Linked DNA regions of Homo sapiens: region 2 is linked to region 1. A link is a loop called in an ENCODE intact Hi-C map of the cell type or tissue named here. Cell type or tissue: breast epithelium. All regions are shown on one strand. Links, peaks and the distances in the headings refer to the core of each region. The heading gives the core; the rest is flanking DNA.

Region 1 (4,386 bases), core at 93-4,092:
GTATTCCATGTGGCTGCGGTAGCTGTGCTGCGTCACCTGGAGTCGGTGGCTCTTCCGTCCTGAGGGGCTGGGACCCCCACCTGGAGCCTTGACCTTCCATAGGATACGGTCTGTCCAAGCTGGCTTCCGTTTCTTGGCACTGCAGTGAGCAGGGGTACCCCAAGTTTCAGGGGCTGGGGATCAAGATGTAACCCTCCACCTTGCCTCCTGCCCCTCTTCCCAAAGTCTCCCTGTTCGAGAAGACCTCAGCCCACTTCCCCTCAGTCCCTCCTCGGACTGAGCTCACCTGGTATCGTATTTGTTGGTACCCACATCAAACTTGAAGGTGGGAGCGAAGTTGAGGGGCCCCTCCTGAAAGCCCTTCAGAATGGGCCAGGTGTTCTTGGCCATGTTGAGCTGTGGGGGGTCCAGGAGAGCAGATTGGACAACAGCTTGGGCTCTGCTGTGCCCAGGGAGGGGGTGGGGCAGGTGAGGACAGGGACCATAGTCTAAGGTACAGGCGTGTCCTGGGACATGCTCTGTGTGCTTCTGGGGACAAGGACCCCACCTGGTCCTTCTCCCAGAGCTGATGGAGCTGGTCACTGTCGATGGCAAACTTGACAAAGTGCAGGTCATAGCTCTCAATGCGGAAGTTCAGGTCCCCGAACCAGAACACGAGGCTGTTTGGGGTGGGGGATGGGAGAGATGTGGGGGGCAGTGGGGGGTGTCAACAGGTCCATGGAGGATAAGGGCTCAGCCCAGATCCTTCCAGCCCATCCAACCCGAGGGGATGTAGTGAGTGGGTGAGTGGTGCCAGAGCCTCCAGCCCACCAAAGGGCAGAGGAAAAGCAGAGGGACCGGTCTACAGGAAATTAGGTTCTGACCTTCAGCAAGGCGGGGCCCCTCAGCAAAGCTCCACCCTACAAGCTCCGCCCCTCCCCATCCAACTGCTCTCTGCTTTCGTGTTCCTACAACTAGTTTGGGTGGGCACTAAACCCCATAGGCCCTGCCTCTCTCCATAAGCCCCACCCAAGGTGGTACAAAAACCCCCATCACTAGCCCCACCCAAGCTCTATTTGGCCCCACCCCAGCCCATACTCATGATCCAGGATGCCCTGTGCGCCCGGCCCTTGGAACTGCTGGAGGCTGAGGATGGTCTGGAAGTTGTCTTTGCGCTGCTCCGCCTTGTCCATATGCGCAGGCAAGTGGCAGTTCAGGAAGCAGAGCATGTGCCCGAAGGCCGCCAGGCGCACGCTCACGCCACCCTTGTTACCCTAGGGAGGCAGGGTCGGATGGCTCATGGGCGGGGCTTAGGCCAGGAGGTGAGGCACTGGGAGCGGGGGTTAGAGAGGAGATGTGGGTGGAAGGTGGGTGGGTCCTACAGAAATGAGGAACAACGCTGGGACACAGTGGGGAGAGAAAAGGGCGGGGGTATAGAGGAATAGGATGGGGTATTGGGTGGTGCATGGGGGGGCTGGGCCGCAGGGTAAAGGGTGGAGGATGGGAAGGGGACCTTGCTGTGCATGGGGCGGGGGGACTAATCTAAAGCCCCCTTCATGTCCCATCCTCTTCTGGGCCTGCTCACAGGCTCACCCAGTAGCCGCCCAGGCCAGTGCGCGTGCAGTCGGTCTGCACGTCTCGCAGGAAGGGCAGGTGGTAGTACTTGGCGAACAGCAGCAGGATGACACCCTGCATCCTCACCGAACTCACCTGCAGCGGGAGGCCACGTGGCTGGGGGACAGAACACAACTCCCCCGCCCTCGCGCCCACCTTCAGGTCTGCTCCTCCACCCACCCATGTCACGGACCCAGCCACAGAGGCCCAGCGGGCCCCACAGTGAGCCAGGGTACAGCTGGAGCCAGGAATTCAGCAGGGTCTCTGGCTGTCCAGGGGGTGAGGGGTGCGTTACCAGCACGAAGTTGAAGGGCCCTAGCGCATCCATGAACAGCTCACTCCACTGGTCCGTGAAGAGGGCGTCCTTGAGTCGCTTGTTGAGCATGGAGTTCACTTCCTGCAACCTGGAGGGGTGGGGGCAGGGTGGCCATGGGATTGGAGAGGTGCCCTGGAAGCCCCTGCCATGGGTGGAGGGCCCGGAAGGCCCGAGGGGCTCAGGAGGGGGTCCACATGCCCTGCCACCTCACCCTATGGCGATCATGTCTGCGCCGTCGCTGTCGTCACCACCGCCCAGGTGGAGGAGGGATGTGACATCGTCTGGGGGCATGGCAGTGCCCACGTTCCATGTGACCACAGTGATCCTGAGGGCAGGGGCATATGAGGGTGTAGTCCTGGCACCACTCCCTCACCCTCAAGCTTCCTTTCACAGGACTCCCTGGGGAACTAAATGGAGGCAGGTGTGGGCCAAAGCCCTAAGAAGGACCCACAGGAGGCCCCGAATCCTGTCCCTCTGCCACACTCTCCCTGGGGAGATCAACTGAGAGGCGGCAAGTTCCTTAGGAGGGGATGCTATCTTCTGAGCGTCACAGAGTGGGCCCAGCAACCCCCTCCCCAAAGACTCTTCCTCAGAGAGAGAAGCTGAGGTAGAGCACACCATCCACCCTGGAAGAATGGCTAACCTCAGAGCTAAGCCCCAGCCACCTTTCTTGGGAGAGGGCCCCCTCACCGGAAGCCGGGGTCGCTCTTCCAGGTAGGCTGAGCTGACCAAGGGGAGGATGACAGGGTGGATGTAGAAGAGGAGGTGGTGACTGGGGCTGGGGCTTCTTGGGCCTGAAGGTTGGGGCTCAGGCACCTGCCAGGCCCTGTACTCTGTGTGCCAAGCCTTGGGAGGGCCATGTCAGGGGCTGGGGGAACACAGGGAGAGCGATTCGGGGAGTGGCTTGGGGAACGGCTGGGTGATCGGGGTGGCTTGGGCAGAGGTGGGGGCACAGTCTGGCCTGAGGGGGCCCCAGGCCGGAAGGTGGGGGACAGAAGTCCAGGGGAGTGAGTGCCAGGCTCTGAAGGACCCTGGCCCACATCCAAGGGCAAGGTCTGGGGTGGCCGTGGCAAAACAGGATCCTCAGGGCTGCTGTGGAGGGCCTCAGGCCGGGCTCGGAAGGAGGGGGAGAGCCGAGGGTCTGGGGAGGTTTGGATGCAGGGTGGGGAGCCTGTAGGACCAGATGTCTGAGCTGGAGGCTGGAGATGCCCCTCAGAAGCAGGGAGAGGTCTAGGGGCTGGGGCATCCCTCTTTCTAGCTGATGTCTGTCCCACAGAGGCTGCGCCTGATGCCGTGGATGCTGGAGCCAGGGCCTGTTCCTGAGTTGGAGACAGAACTGGACTGGGCACCGGGGAAGGGGTGGAGGGGAGTTCTGGGGGCTGCTCCTCAGAAGCCAGGGCCAGGCTCAGGCCAGAGGCTGCCAGTGTTGGCTTGGGTCCCACGGAGGCAGGTGGCTCCTGCTTCTGGTCTCTGGAGGTTGGGGCCAGATTGGGCCCCAGGGTGACTGGGGGAGATCTTGGCCCTGCTGAGGCAGGCATCACCAGCCCCAGGGACGTCGGAGCCAGAACTGAGCCTGTGGTCGCTGGGGGAGGCTTTGGTCCAGCTGAGGCAGACATCACCAGCTGGCCCACAGATGTTGGGGCCAGGCTGGAGCTGCGGTGGGCAGTAGCTGTTTTCTGCCCTTCAGGGGTACACAGTGGAGCCAGGATTGGTCGGGGAGATGCCAGAGCCAGCCTCGGTCCTTCCGAGGAAGCTGACATAGCTGCCCGTGGCCCTACAGGTGCCAGAGCCAACCTTGGTTCCGAGGGTCCTAGGGCTGCGTTCTTCTTTGCTGGGAGCTGAAAACTTGAGTCCACCTTGTGGAGGACAAGTCAAAGATTCAGAGTGACCCTAACCAGGGCATTGGGCCCCAACTTCCATATAGACCCTGGCAGAGTTCATCTAGCTAAGAAAGGCACATCTTTCCAAGGAAGTTCTTCCTACTATCTCACTTCAATCTATTCTGCTGCAGGTCAACTTCTGTCTTGGAGGAGATAGGACACAAAACCCTAACCCCTCCTTTAAGTCTGAAACCTCTTTCACAGATGGGGAAACTCAGACCCTGACTCAAATGAGGCAGAGTGTGAACCTAAACCTGAGGACTTGCCTTGCCTTCCTGGCTGGCACCCACACCCTGCCCATTCGGGGCAGCTTCCCTGGGCAACCCTCCCACTGCAGTCCCTGAAGCTCCCCCAGCCACGGCTACTGACCTGACATCCCAGGTCTGGGCACACTGGGGACAGCCTGTTTCTTTTCTTTTTCTATTGTCAAGATACAGACCTACAGGTGCAGCTTGTTAAATACCTCTCCCTTCCTTCATAATGCCCAGAAACCCTCAGTTCCCCACCGCCCCCTAAACATCCAAATCCCTTGGTTACAGCCCTCTCTGTTCTCTTACCCATTCCCAGAGCTCCACTCAGGAGCAAGAGCTGGGAGCT
Region 2 (4,386 bases), core at 250-4,249, 51 kb before region 1:
ACCCAACAAAGCTGTGCATGGCCCATACTCCTACACACAGGCATGAGGGGACAACCAGGATCAAGGTAGGTGTTGGAGTAGGAATGGTTAAGGGACAGTAACAGGTCAGCTCAGAGTTTGCAGGGAGTGGCAGCCTTGTGCCAGGCCAGGCACTGAGACAGGCCTGCATGTCCCAACTGTAGGCAGGCCATATCACTCTCCTTGTAAATCTTAGTAGACACCACATGGTCCCCACCCAGGATCTACAGCCTCATCCTAGCAGGCACTCAAATATTTGCTGAGTGAGGATGGGCACGCATGACTGACTTTGGTCAACTCCCAGCTGGCTGGTCACCAACTTTTCTTTGTAACATATTCTGGGCCCCACAGCTGCATACTCATCCCTGGAGCCACCTCTTCTCACCTTCTCCTACACCTATGCACAGGAATCTCAGTACACCAAGGTGGCATGGCAGAAATCAGCAGCTTCCCCTGGGGATTGTCTACTGAGCACCTACAGAACCATATGGGTCTACCAGGACTGGGACAGTGGCCCAAAACATAGAGGTTCCTGATCGGCTCAGGAACTAGGCAGAAAGAGAATCAGGTCCTGAGCATACCTATATGGCCATCCTGCTAAAATTTCTCATGGTCCCTGTAGAAGCTATAGACTTTCACCTAACCACAGAGCAACCTTGTTGTGGCTAGTTCTGTGCCTCTGTCCCTACCCTGACCATTCTTTTCTCCTGACCAGAATCCACTCTCTAGTTTTCAAAGCATTTCACATCTATCGCTGCATTTTATCCTCATGCCATTTTACAGATGAGGACACTGGGCCAGGGACATTAGAGGACTGCCTAAGGCCAGGACACCACGCAATGCCAAATTCAGACTTCCTAACACAATATTCAGCACTCTCTTCATTCTTATGTTTTTCTATTAACATGCTGCTTTACAAAATTAAATACCTGGTTTTTGTCTTCCCTCAAATTTATCGTGCAATGTTGTAACTTTTGTGCTGTTTGAAATGAGTACAGAGTAAATTAATCACTCATCCACTTATTCATTCAACCAACCAGCAGTTTTCCAATGCCAATTACATTTGAGGTCTGGTGCTACCAACTGTGGAGGAGTTACAAAGAGGAATAAGACCAAGTTGAGGTCTTGGAGTCTAGTACAGGAGCTGAAGGCACATAGATTAATTTTAAGAATTCTAAACAAGGGGCTCCATCAAACTCACCTGTTTTTCCTTTCGTTGTTGTTTTTGCCTGTTTTTCTTAAACAAAGCATCCTCTCACCCCACGAAAGATCTGGTTCCCAGATCCCTTCAGAGATTTAAATAGGATCTGGACCTAGATCAGGCCTAAGAATCTGTATGCTTTTAATGTAGCCCTCACTTTCTACCCTAGATGATTCTCTAATTAACAGAGTTTTGGAAACCCAGCTCTAGAAGAGGGTACAGCTCTATCAATAGCACAAAGCAATACCAACAAAATACAGTATTTTAGAAGGACAGAAACCTCAGGGCCTATCCAGCTACAATCCACAGGGACTACAGAGAGGTCAGATAAACTTGGGGGGTAAGGGACAAATCTGCTGAATTCAGATTAATCAGCATTTAGTCCAACTGGAACACAGCTGATCATTTTAAGAAATAAGTTCACACCTAGTTTTAAAAAACAGTCCTAACTTTGAGATGTCCAGGGCAACACATGTGGTGCTGGGACTAACGCGGATTTGCAATACTTAATGATCCTGTAGGAACACAGAGCCTGGCGGCTGAAGTTGACTGACCCAGTATCTTCAATATATTACCTTCCCAGAGCTGGCCTTTGGTCTACTTGGTCTGGCCCACCTCACAGGAATTGAGCAAGAAAGAGAACACGAGAGTTGAATATCCCTGCAGGAACCACCAGGGAACTTGATCTCATGAGGAAATTTCTCTGTAGCATTCTTAAATTCAATTATCAAGTTCTAGAGAACTGTAGGAATTCATCATCTGCCTTTTCTGTCCCTTTAACTCCAAGAATTTCTAGACCAGGGTGTAGTGAGACACCTAGAAATGTTAATCTTAGATATGAAGACTATGAATTTGGGTGATAAATAACAGGCATGATCCCAGCAGAGGTCTCATTTCTGTGAGCACATGCTTATTCACACAGAAGCTTTCTGCCAGGAACCCTGGCATGCCTGAGCCTGTCTACGCTGCTCATTAGACTGCTGCTGGACCACACGTAGGCAGAAATGGGACCTGCATTCCAAGAATGTCTACATCACACTCATAGAAGGCTGGAATGGGAAGAACTCTGAATAAGTTTATTGGAACTTGGAAACACATAAACCAGCTTTGAAATTTTAAAGTCTAAGTGGTGTTTAGGTTCCTAGGCTAGCCCATGGAGATTTGGCCCTCAAATACAGGATCAGAAGAACAGAGAAGGCTGAAAGGACTGGCTTCTTTTCATTGGGGCTGCACTGGTCCTTTTCTCTGGTTCCCTCTAATCTTCCTATCTACTTAGTAGATAGGAATGAATCTTCAAAGATTCATTAAAGATCCTATTATTTGCCAGGCATTCAAGATACAGAAATAAAACTTTTTTTTCAGTCTAAAGGGAGACACAGACAAGTGAACCAACAAGGCAACCCAGTGTACTGGGAACTGACAGAAGTGTGTACATAGTACCTGAAGACAGGGAATGCTGGGGAGGATGTAGACACAGTACAAGGAACAAGTGCATAATTCATGGTAAGGCAGCAAGGGCTGGGACTAAGGGAAGAAGAAAAGCCTTTGACTCTCAGTGCCCTTCAGCCCTGGCCTGCCTGGCTCACATACCCTATAGGGTACCTAACCCAGATCTGCCTAACCTTCCAAAGGGCTCCATGATTTTAACGTCTCTTTTTCTCCCCAACTAGCTCCCATTACCTGGTTAAATAAACTGGTACGTCCACATAATAGATTACACAGCCACTAAAAATAATGCTTCCACAGAGATTTTGCTTACGTAGGAATTTCAATTACATGACATAATGTTAAGTGAAAAAAACAGGATGGGCTGGACACGGTGGCTCACGCCTGCAATCTCAGCAGTTTGGGAGGCTGAGGCAGGCGGATCACGAGGTCAGGAGATCGAGACCATCCTGGCTAACACGGTGAAACCCCGTCTCTACTAAAAATACAAAAAATTAGCCGGGCATGGTGGCGGGCACCTGTAGTCCCAGCAACTCGGGAGGCTGAGGCAGGAGAATGGTGTGAACCTGGGAGGCGGAGCTTACAGTGAGCTGAGATCGCACCACTACACTCCAGCCTGGGTGACAGAGCAAGACTCTGTCTAAAAAAAAAAAAAAAAGAAAAAGAAAAAAGCAGGATGTAAAATTGTATACAAAGTTGAATATATATGTGGCCAGGTGCGGTGGGTCATACCTGCATTCCTAGCACTTTGGGAGGCTGAGGCAGGAAGATTGCTTGAGCCCAGGATTTGGAGCAGCTGGGAGTCTGACACAGGAGAATTGCTTGAACCTGGGAGGGAGAGGCTGCAGCGAGCCCACTGCACTCCAGCCTGGGCGACAGAGCGAGATTCTGTCTCAAAAAAAAAAAAAATTGAATTTATTTGTTATCAGCAGGTTAAAAAGATACCAAAAAAAGAGGTCAAAAATATTAACTGTAGTAGTCTCCGGACAGTGGACTTATGGACAAATTTCTTAAGCTTTAAAAAATACTTACATGTACTTGCCACCTTTTCCATAGTGAGTACTCTGTTAATACTCAGGAGAAAATAGGCCAAGCATGGTGGCTCACATCTGTAATCCTAGCACTTTGGGAGGCCAAGATGGGAGGATTGGTTGAGGCCAGGAGTTCGAGACCAGCCTGGTCAACACAGAGAGCTCCCATCTCAAATTACAAAATAAAAGATGTGAAAGGTCCAATACCTTCAGATCTCAGTAGAGAACAAAAAGGAAACCAATCTGAATTAAGTACATTCACAACTGAGGTGTGAATGGTCCTTAGAATAATAATCATCTCAGAAATTTTAACAATTTTAATTTTATGAATTTATTTTTTTAATAAGTAACACGTTTACATGGCTCAAAATTCAATAGGTACAACAAAAGGATATAGGCTGAAAAGTCTCTCCCTATCCCTGGAACCCAACAGCCCTGTTTTCTACCTTCAAGACTGCTTGACTATATTATTAGTATAAACCCTAGAAGTAGAACTGCAGGGTCAAAGTATTTATATTTGTAACTTTGAGACAGTGCTGAATACCCCCAGGGAAGATGTGCCAATTTATATTCCTATGAGAAATACATAAGACATTTGTTTCCCTAAGTCCTTGACAATGACATGTATGTTTTCCAAAAGATGATATATGGCTTTTTTTTTTTTTTGAGACAGTTTCACTCTTGTTGCCC

Evidence for each region. Hi-C counts contacts between places; a loop is a spot of excess contacts. Peaks named below come from ENCODE experiments on the same cell type or tissue, not always from the same donor. Only the 100,000 strongest peaks of a DNase experiment are listed, where the experiment ranks them.
Region 2: it touches region 1 in a loop (10-fold over the local background); 1 of 110 quality-filtered maps calls a loop at or near these places.

What each region holds. Positions count from the first base shown.
Region 1 is chr22:31,124,224-31,128,609 of GRCh38, reverse strand. It overlaps INPP5J (inositol polyphosphate-5-phosphatase J), which reads right to left. Exons shown (of 13, transcript NM_001284285.2): 2 at 2,600-3,765; 3 at 2,121-2,234; 4 at 1,889-1,997; 5 at 1,573-1,689; 6 at 1,078-1,253; 7 at 548-659; 8 at 287-396; 9 at 1-139. Among named protein-coding and RNA genes, the nearest start is that of INPP5J, 3.5 kb to the right of the region's middle. In breast epithelium, for the core only: no CTCF peak of the experiment used is centred there; no DNase peak of the experiment used is centred there.
Region 2 is chr22:31,175,429-31,179,814 of GRCh38, reverse strand. The region is part of intron 1 of RNF185 (ring finger protein 185); the gene reads right to left. Among named protein-coding and RNA genes, the nearest start is that of RNF185, 17 kb to the right of the region's middle. In breast epithelium, for the core only: no CTCF peak of the experiment used is centred there; DNase peaks (open chromatin) are centred at 287 and 2,184; H3K27ac peaks cover 1,002 bases.